2 separate regions of the Homo sapiens genome follow, and region 2 is linked to region 1. Evidence: read pairs that join two places in POLR2A ChIA-PET (ENCODE). Cell type or tissue: A673. All regions are shown on one strand. Each heading gives the region's core, and the rest is flanking DNA. Links, peaks and the distances in the headings are about the cores only.

Evidence for each region. Peaks named below come from ENCODE experiments on the same cell type or tissue, not always from the same donor. Only the 100,000 strongest peaks of a DNase experiment are listed, where the experiment ranks them.
Region 2: POLR2A ChIA-PET joins it to region 1 with 9 read pairs; 5 of 35 experiments call an interaction of 5 or more read pairs at or near these places.

The regions. Positions count from the first base shown.
Region 1 is chr13:93,213,965-93,219,355 of GRCh38, reverse strand. It overlaps a transcript of GPC6 not described here. Among named protein-coding and RNA genes, the nearest start is that of GPC6, 10 kb to the left of the region's middle. RefSeq lists an enhancer at 990-1,502. In A673, for the core only: no CTCF peak of the experiment used is centred there; no DNase peak of the experiment used is centred there; H3K27ac peaks cover 649 bases.
Region 2 is chr13:93,268,316-93,273,706 of GRCh38, reverse strand. The region is part of intron 1 of GPC6 (glypican 6); the gene reads right to left. Among named protein-coding and RNA genes, the nearest start is that of GPC6, 44 kb to the right of the region's middle. In A673, for the core only: no CTCF peak of the experiment used is centred there; a DNase peak (open chromatin) is centred at 2,766; H3K27ac peaks cover 656 bases.

The DNA.
Region 1 (5,391 bases), core at 203-5,202:
CTTTGGGAGGCCAAGGCGGGTGGATCATGAGATCAGGAGTTCAAGACCAGCCTGGCCAACATGGTGAAACCCCATCTCTACTAAAAATACAAAAATTAGCTGGGCGTGGTGGTATGAGTTTGTAGTCCCAGCTACTCGGGAGGCTAAGGCAGGAGAATTGCTTGAACTCTGTAGGCAGAGGTTGCAGTGAGCTGAGATCATACCACTGCACTCCAGCCTGGGTGACAGAGTGAGACTCTGTCTAAAAAAGAAAAAAAAAAAAAAATAGGAAAGAAAGACAGGGTAGGAGAAAACAGCCAGGTTGATGATATTAATATACCATTCTACAAAGAAAAACTCAAAAATCTTAATGGAACCAAGTCAACAACATCAGTCCGGTAACATACCAACAACCAGGCTGATTCTTTTATAATGTCTGATTCTTTTATAATGAATGTCATCTATTAGGCCATTTAAAAGAAAATATTCCATTCTTATTTACGTAGGTTCTCAAACTCCAACCATTCCCCTTCATGATTGGAGTGAATATACGTGGACATCAGAAAGACAAAGAAAATTTGTTTCTTCAACTTAGTCATCAGTATGAATAAGTACAAGAACTAAGCAATAAAATCTGCTTTCTACTAAGTCAGGAAAACAACTCTGCCATATGGCCAGACAAACCTGTGGCATATTCTTTGTCAATGCCAACATTTTCAATTAAGATTTTTATGCATAAGTGATTTTGTTTTAGTTTAGATTCCTTAAAATGATCACAAACATACTTCCATCTTCCACATTGAGGAAAGTTTCCTAACCATTGTGTGACTACATTAAGCCCAACTGTGTCACATTCTGGGTTTACAGCCTGCATAATAAATATCAACTATTAATAATTTTTAGACCTATGGATAGGAAAATAGCACTGATCTTGATCTCTATTGTTTACTGGTAAGTCAAAATCTAAGCTTAATTTTGCTGAATTTACATCAAACATGTAAGGCTGACATCCTATGTTCTTTATCAGCCACAGAGAATTCTATTGTATTTAGCTTCATATAACACATCATTGTTTTTTACTTGAAGAATATGGTCTATTTGCCTTCACAATCTGAACTCACTTCCAGGCAATCATTTTTAAAACTTGCTTCTATATTAACTTCGCACATTTTATTACATTTCAGGGGGAAATAATTAAATGTTTGTGAGAAAGCAAATCTGGTGCATATTTTTTAAGTTACTTGAAGCAAAAAAAAAAAAAAGTCTGAGCTAGCCGGTTGGAAGTTCCATGTACTAATGATCTGTTTCCAGGGAGGTGTCTGAAGCAAGCAAGCAAGCATAGAAACAGGCGGCGATGTGCCTTTGGATTTCTCCTGATGTTCATTTGCAATCACAGCCAATCAATGTTGAGGACATTACTAAGCAATCCAATGCTGTTTGCTTTTAATTGGTAAACTGTCTTCCAAAAAAAACATCTTTGGGCTTCACAACACCCTAGTCATAGAGCCATTAGAGAATGAATGTCTTTACTGTACAGGAGGACCTCTATGAATAATGAATAGGGCTCTATTTTTCCTGGGAAACAAACATGTACCGGCATGTTCGTGGTAATGAACAGTATTGTGAGTGTGCATAGCATAGAAGGACACTAAATCAGCTCTGACTTCTACCTTAATTTAAGTAGATAACTGATTTTCAAACCCCATGGAGGGTTAAGCCAGCTTATTTTAAACTTGTAACTTGCTGCCTGACTTATATGTTGCTTTTGCAAGTTCAAAAATAATGATTTAATACAAAAATTGAAGAGATGAAGGATCATGTTACAGTCTCTAAGGGGCAAGATAGGCTTACACAAATTTGAGAGGAAAAGAAAAGAACATTTGAATACAGTAAGAAACCAGAATTTCATTTTTACTTTTACACTCGAAAACATAGTGATCATGATTCTCTGGGGCACACATAAAAAATACTTTAGACTGTGCAAATTACAACCAAATTTAGATATTTGCCCAAGAAATATTTCAAAAAATAACTAACGAGAAGTAAGATCTAAGATTTTTAAATGATAATGCCCTTGCAAAGTGTTTAAAACTATTTGGCTTTTCCTTTAGAAAGATCATGAAAGAACTTAAACTATTTTGTAAATTATGTTCATAATGATTTTACTTACAAAGGATATAATTTGCTAGTCTATTTTCATAATGAATGAGAGCTTAATGAATCACACGTACTTCACCATTCAACAAAAATATAGGGCCTCACAACATTGAATTGAAATATTCATTAGAAGTCTTTGGACTTTGGCAAGAAGATTTCTAGATTTTTTTTTTCCATTTTTGCGGGCAAAGCATGTTCTTCAAATTTACTTAAAGGATTACTTAACCATCATGCAAAACTATTATGTATTGCAATTGGTAGCAGCTCAGATGGAAAATTTTATATTTGTACAATGGTCATGCATTTTCACAGGCCACAAACTCAGGTATAAGAAATGGAACCTCCTTTATTTTCCTGTAACAGAATTTGAGTTCTATTTCAGATCTCTCTTCTACTCAGTAGGAGAAAATTTTGTCTTGCCAATTCCAGGTAGATTTAGTCACATAAGAATTTTTTCAGACATACCTGCCTTCCCAGAGAGAGTTCTTTTTTCCCATGAGGATATGATGAGACAGCCAGACATTGGTGAAAACACATCAATCATCTAATTCTTGGTCATTGCTATGTTCTAGACTGGCATTCTCTGAGAAGTGGATTTTTGTCCAGTCCCTGGCTGTCTAGTCTACACTGTATCCTAGGTTGCACTACCCCTCTGTTGACCTAGACTTCCTGCACACACAAGAGTGTGTGTGAACTTCCAGTAGCGTGTTTTTTTCTTTTTTTTTTTTTCTCTCCATCTCAACTTACCTCTGCCCTTTTGTTGATTGCATGGGAAGGCTGGGTTGCCTCCTGCACCTCTCTGCATGTCCCTCACTTTGCCCCTGCATTCCTTCTGTTTCAAAGCTCCCATGTCATTGTAATACAAAGTATATCAGAGAGGCTACAGACTAGGAATGTCTCCAGATGGGAAAGTCAGAATACACATCTTTACCCAGTAGAAGCCCTAATCCCATTATGGTTCAGCCTATAGACAGGACACAGGGGAAACTCTGTCAGCTACTTGCTTCCTTCAGTATTGTCTCTCCCACTCCTCTCAGCATTTTTAGCTAGGATGGGACAAGGAAATGGCTCTTGCTGCATGTATTTTGCATTCTCTCTAATCTATTGCTTATGGCCTATACAACAGATCTTGCTTCCTTCAGATCTTAGACCTCTTGGAGCTCAAAAGAAACTTTCCTCTTTCTGAATGCTTCTAGCTCTTACAAATCAAAAGCCGTGGCTGCTAAGACTGCCATCTCTGCATTAAGTTTAAGAGAATACTTAGAAATTTAAAAGATGAGAATTGATTTGTTTGTTATCTCAGCTGACAACCCATACACTGACTAAGTGGATAGCAGTTGTCAGGACAACAAAAACATGCTAGAAGACAAAAAGTAATAGTAAATTTGTGAGATTTTAAAAATATACATATATACTACAAAAGTGGTATGTGGACAATGATTTTGAAGGAAATAACAGCTTATATTTATAAAAGTATAAGCACACGGCTGGGCGCAGTGGCTCATGCCTGTAATCCCAGCACTTTGGAGGCTGAAGCGGGTGGATCATGAGGTCAGGAGTTCAAGATCATCCTGGCCAAGATGGTGAAACCCCATCTCTACTAAGAATACAAAAAAATTCGCCAGGCGTGGTGGGGGGTGCCTTTAATCCCAGCAATTTGGGAGGCCGAGGCAGGTGGTCAGGAGTTCAAGATCAGCCTGGCCAAGATAGTGAAACCCCGTGTCTACCAAAAATACAAAAAAATTAGCCAGCTACTCGAGAGGCTGAGGCAGAGAATTGCTTGAATCCAGGAGGCGGAAGTTGCAGTGGGCTGAGATTGTGCCACTGCACTCCAGCCTGGGCGACAGAGTGAAACTCTATCTCAAAAAAAAAAAAAAAAAGAATATATATATATGTACACTTACAATATTTTCCTATCAAATAAGTCCTACGAGCAATTGTTGAGTGCACTGTGCCCCAGTAGTTAACAAACCCTGGTCTCAGGCTTTGAGCCACTCAAAGTTTAGCCTATCAGGGACCGTCAAGACCCTCTGGTGAGCTAAGTAGGAAAAAAATATGGTAAGCTTCCCTACTAGACATTACAATTGTGTTTGTCTTGTATTTTTCTGGTCCAGGGAGACATGTGTCCCACAGTTGCCTTTATCATTCAAAAAATCTAAATCAATCTGAGTCACTAAAGGTAGTTTTCTTCCATGCCAACCTCTGGCTTCTAGGGGAGTCTTACTGTCCAGGGCCCTGTCAAGAAATTTAGGGAACATGCCTTGAGAAGATACAGGGAAATTCAAGTAGCCCTTTTAATATTCAAGGTTCTATAATATGAAATGGCAGTCCCAGGGACTGATCTGACACACGTATGTGTTTTGTTGGCCTTGAAATAATTTAAAGCAGTGTCATCATTTAAAATTGGGAGATATCACAAAAGACCACCATGCCTCTGTATGACCTCTGCAATGTCAGCTGTTCCCAGGTCCCTGAATTGCACAGACTCAGACACAGACTGAAGCTGTCGGTGCTCCCAGCAAGAGACAAAAGGGAGTGACTCTCCAGTAAACCATAAACAGCACAGTCAGAACCCCAGAATGACCATACAAGAGTGAGTCCTTGAGCAATTTGAAGCCTCTGGACAACCCACGTCAAAAAGAGAGATAGAGAGACAGAGAGAAAGAGTGTGTATACATAAATATGTGCATGCATGGATAAACAAGAGAGAGTGATTATAAGCTTGGAGAGCATCCCAAATGGGAGAAATGGGTGCAATGCCTATGCAAGTCCAGGTCTAGGTTTGGGACACCATACCTAAAGGGGCACGCCAGTCCTGGTCATCTGAGATACTAGAGGAAGACAGAAAATTTTGAAAAAGACATTTGGAAACCCAGAGGACTCTGCAGTTTGGTGTAGTGAATAGGACAGGAGCTCTGATTGTCAATCTACAGGCAATACCTTCTGTGGACTCCCATTTGTACACTTGCCTCAGGTTCTGCAATGTTATGGCAGGACTGGCAGTCTTCCTCAGTCTATGATTTCAACTACACAATTTGTTGCCATTCTGACTTCTCTAAATAGACTGTTCATTCAGCCATTCATTCCCAGAATCATTATGCTAGAACTTGTTATAAAATTGTGAAACTACAGGCTGTGTCTCTGCCCTCATGAGCCTCCACTCTAGAGCTTTATTGAATTCAGATTCCTTTCATGTTTAAAATTATTTAAAAATTAAATTGGACAAGAAATAAAAGGTAGTAGAGTAAAAGGCCT
Region 2 (5,391 bases), core at 162-5,161, 54 kb before region 1:
AACAGTAAAGCTTTGACATGTACAGTACTTGTTTGTTTGTTTGTTTTTTGAGACGGAGTCTCGCTCTGTCGCCCAGGCTGGAGTGCAGTGGCGCAATCTCGGTTCACTGCAAGCTCCGCCTCCCGGGTTCATGCCATTCTCCTGCCTCAGCCTCCCGAGTAGCTGGGACTACAGGCGCCCACCACCACGCCCGGCTAATTTTTTGTATTTTTAGTAGAGACGGGGTTTCACCGTGTTAGCCAGAATGGTCTCGATCTCCTGACCTTGTGATCCGCCCACCTCGGCCTCCCAAAGTGCTGGGATTACAGGCTTGAGCCACCGCGCCCAGCCTATGTACAGTACTTTTTTTAACTTTTAGGCAAACGAGTTCTATCAGCAAAGGATTGTATGTCTATTATTACAACTGAAATAATACTAATGGATTATGTGTTCAATGTTTATAATATCTCTCTTAAAGTGCAATTCTTTTTACCTAGATATGATTTAGATAAGATTCAGACTATCTTTTTGTAAAAATCACTTGGAAAACATATTCCTAGATGTCAGAGAGAACTAAAAGGTTTTTCCTAGTCCTCAGGAGACAATTTGCCTTTCTAGCATACAGTGTATTCACATTTGACTTTACAGGTTGCATTTCAGGTCATTTCGGCTTTTGTTGCATTTCAGCTTTTGTTGAGAAGGGTAAAAAACTTCTTTTCCTTAAACACTGCCTATTTTTCCTTTGTCCTACATTTTTAATGAGAATAAAACCTACCACCTTACTGCATTTTATGGATAATCAAATACCAGCTTTTTCAAATCCTAATAGAAAGAAGCATAATTCTGTTTCCGCAGCTGGGAAATACAAATGTTTCTGAACTGCTGGTATCTAACATGGAAATAAAGTTGGATAAGTCAATGGATAGGCACAGGCATAGAGGGTCTGAATTCTGTGGTCCACTGTCTGTTCAGAGATTCTCAGCTATTGCCAGTGATAAAATAGATGAATATTTATGACCTCATTTACGGAATCACTCACAGACATTATATCCAAATAAGAGTAGAACAAATTGTTGGAGCTCCACTCTGATATCTTACATGAATTATTTAATAATCTTCAAAACCTGGATTTTTGTATTTCAACAATCCATGTTTTGCAAAACACTATGACTCCATTCTAATCATACCATTCAAACATTTTCTAAGTTATATATATATATATATATATATATATACACACAGACAATGAATCACCTCATTCTTCAATTTCCTCTCAAATTTCAGTGCTTAAAATTTTTCACATTCATTGGTCTATAAATTATTTCTCAAATGAAGTGACTATCATTGGAATTTTTAAAAGGCAAGTTAGAATGTAAAATAAATTTATATATCATGGTTAAATCCCTAACCAGTTTTAGTTTTGTTTATCTTATTCATTTGGTAAATCTGCCATCTAAAGACAACTTACATATTCCCAAAGCTAAGTCATTAAAATTACCACTGAACTATAATTATCTTATTCAAACTAGTCACATTTCAGAAATAATATGCCCCAAAGTGGTCTAGTTTATACAATCCAATTTACCCCATTATCAAATGAAGAATTCATATCAAGTAAAAAACTACAGCTTATTTTTCCCTAATACAAGCGAAAAAAAAATTAACTACCTCTTGATATTCAATAAATGACTATAATCCCATCAGCACAGCACAAAACAAACTTGACTCCAGAATCTATAAAACTTAAGATGTAATGTCATATAGTTTATTAGTTATGATTACTGTAAGTAACTAAAGGAGTTAATTAATGGTCTGCCATGGTAGTCAGCAAGTCTTGGTTCTTTATTCTGAAAAGCACTATAATTAAATTTTAACAGTCTATGAAAGGAAAATCAGTTCTTTGTCTACCAAGTATTACTATTTCTCATTATAAAACATCACTTGGAATACTCAAAAGGTTGGGATATTTTATTCATATTTCTTTCCAAATTCTATGATATTCCAGGCAAAATTCACTTCTGTATCTAATAAATAGTATTACTGATTTGCTCAAGCTCAAGAAAAAGCTGAGTAAAGTAAATATTTAAACCACTCACTTGATCGTCCTCAAGAATTCTAAGCATGGTTGTATTATTTACTTATACAGTCCCTTTCCAGTCATATGTTTTACTTTTAGATCTCTGTGTAAGAGTACATCTATACTCTAAAGCTGTATCTGATACATGTCACGCCTGCATTTTATCAACTGTCTTAGGGTTTATCTAGGATGTAATTTTGATAGTCAAAGATGTCTGAATACTTTTGCCTTAAACCTTAGTTGTTTCAGAATGAAAAGTTTTTCTTCAGTGTTTTCCAGACAATACCTTCACTGTCTTGGGGGAGGGCAGGCAGCACAGGGAGACAAATAGAAGATTTGATCATTAAACCAATGTTTTGTAACGTAGTTGAGTTAAAATTACACAAAGCAGAAGATAAAGGTCAAGAGATAGGAGGTCTACAGTGGAGTAGAACTTTCTTTCCCTAGCCCTAAAGTTTCCTGTAGAGACATTTCTGTTAGAATACGCCAGGCCTCTCTCCTGCTCTGTCAGTCAATTCTACCTAGGGAAGGAGGAATGATTATTAGAAGTAGGAACCAGGCTTGCAACACAAACACTCCCTGCCCCTTGAATGAATTTGCTTTCTCTTCTGCTTTTTGCCCAGAAGGAACACAGCAGAGGCTTCTGATTGTCCAGATGTACCATTAACTACGGGTGCAAGTCTATTAAATTCTGCTGGAAATTGGCAGAAAGCCCTTTCAACCTAAGATCTAAATACAGACCTACAATCAGCTTTAATCTCCATCTGTCACTTTAATCTCCATTTATCTGTCTTTTCTATACTGCTTCTCATCTGGTGCTAAACTATGGAAGTGAAGGAGAGGCAGTGTTGTTGTTGACTCTGTAAAGCTCAAAAGTTTACATATCACACTGGGGGGACTGTCCACTTGGAGCTTTTTTTTTTTTTTTTTGAGGAAAATAAACATAAATTTTAAAAGAAGGAAAATGTGAAAATGCTAGGACAGAGATATAAAATGTATGGGAGCCTGGTATAAAAGGCAGAAGAGGCTTCTAAATAAGGGATTCTGGAAATGCTTCAGTGAGAACTATAAGTAGAATTCAAAAGCATTTTGGATTTGGAAGCAATTTACAGAGAAGAGGAGAAAACATGTTCCAGGTATACAGAAATAAAACAATGTTTAATTCTCTGTTAAGTGGAGTAAAAAGCACATTGCTTTATAATGCACACTCTCTGAACCCTTGATATTATATAAATATTATCTACATATCTATAAAGATATACATATGTAATTATGTACATGTATATATAGACATAAACTCATATATTTAAACCTCAGAAAAAGTGAGAAACATACCATGTTTAATTGAGGAGAAGCAACATAAAATCTTAGGTGATGTGGGGCCTTTTTTTTTTTTTTAAGGAGAAAAGGTCTCACTTTATCACCCAGGCTGGAGATTAGTGACATAATCACAGCTCACTGCAACCCTGAACTGCTGGCCTCAAGCAATCCTCCCAATTGAGCCTCCCAAGTAGCTGTGACTCCAGGCTCATGCCACCATGCCTGGCTAATTTTTTTTTTGAGAGCCATAGTCTTACTATGCTGCCCAGGCTGTGCTGGAATTCCTGAGCTCAAGCAATCCTCAGCCTCCCAAAGACTGGGACTCCAGGCAAGAACCACCATGCCCAGCTGTGTGGGGACTTTTAAACTTACTCATATCTCTTTTAAACTTACTCATATCATACCACACATATTTCCTTTTTTTTTTTTTTTTTTTTTTGAGATGGAGTCTTGCTCTGTCGCCCAGGCTGGAGTGCAGTGACGCAATCTAGGCTCATTGCAAGCTCTGCCTCCCAGGTTCACGCCTCCACACCCCGTTAATTTTTTTTTTTTTTTTTTTTGGTATTTTTAGTAGAGATGGGGTTTCACCGTGCTAGCCAGGATAGTCTTGATCTCCTGACCTCGTGATCCGCCCACCTTGGCCTCCCAAAGTGCTGGGATTACAGGCGTGAGCCACCGTGTCCGGCCTACCACAAATATTTCTATACAGTTGGCTTCTGTTGATCTTCTAGCAAGTTATTAATTGAAACAGAAAAAGCAAAAGAAGGTGGGAGAAAGGCAGACAGAATTACAATAAGAAACACAGGACAATAGAATTGCAAAGGCCTTAATCTACTTCTTTATTTGTAAGTTACTCTAGGGCTGCGAAATGTCATTGAGACATCATTATGGCAGTCAATATTCATTATATTGATAAATACAAAATTAGAAATCAATATCCAAATGTTCAGCTGATGGAATGAGAGATAAATGTCAGGTGGATACTGATTTCAAAAATTATAGGCTTTATACATCTGTCTTAATATATCAAAATTTAGTTTGATTGTGTTTTCACTAATAGAACCCTGAAAAGTCAATACAACATTAGATTATTTCCAAACTTGTGACATGCCTCCAAACTTTTCATCGAGTACATAATCACTCTGAAAATAATATTGCTAGACAAACGCATCTTCTCTCTAGGTCAACTATGTCTTTCCAAACCTACCTTTAACCTGATTCTTCTCTGTTTCAATGATAAAACATTAATTTATTTTATATATTTTGTAAATTTAATAATTGTTACCTTATTTGTTTCAACTAAGTGTGAGTATGACAATCGTAACTAATGCTCCCCAGAAAAGACTTTAAAAGGGGAAGAAAAGAGGTTCTGACCTTGGCAAAGCTCCAGTCAGGATTCCTAGAGAACAGGAGGCTTGAGCTAAATTCGAAGAATGCACAGCAGGGAACTTGTTGAAGGAAAGGGAGGCAGAGAAGAGAGCATAGAAGTGGGTCTTGGGACACAGGGGCTTGTGGTCAGCAGATTGGGAGTGGAAGGTTGAGCAATGATGTCTTTCTAGAGGCATTCCCCTGTCTGAACCAGGGGAATGACATTCTGAAAAGACCTCTCTGGCTTCCCTTAGGCAATCTTATCAAGGAAGCTCATATGCACGTGCTTCCAAAGAAGTCCAATATAGATGCAGCAAACAGCACTAACATAAAATTAGTCAAGTGCTTAGAGGAGGCATTCCACTACTCTCTTTCCTAAATTCACCGAGAATTGGTCTTTACGTAGCAAGAAAGGCTCCATCGACTCTCTTCCACACTTCATTTCCCTGCAGGCAGGAACTGTACTTGCAGATTCATTGCTGTATTCTCAGGCCCTGAAAGCCATAGCTCACATTCTGTAGCTTTTCTCACTGACCGGGTACTCAAATATTCATATTTTAATATTCTAAATGGAGATTATTCAAGACTTGTTTCTATAATCTCTACTTTGTAGATTGTCTATATGAACTGGGCAGAGTTTTCGTTAC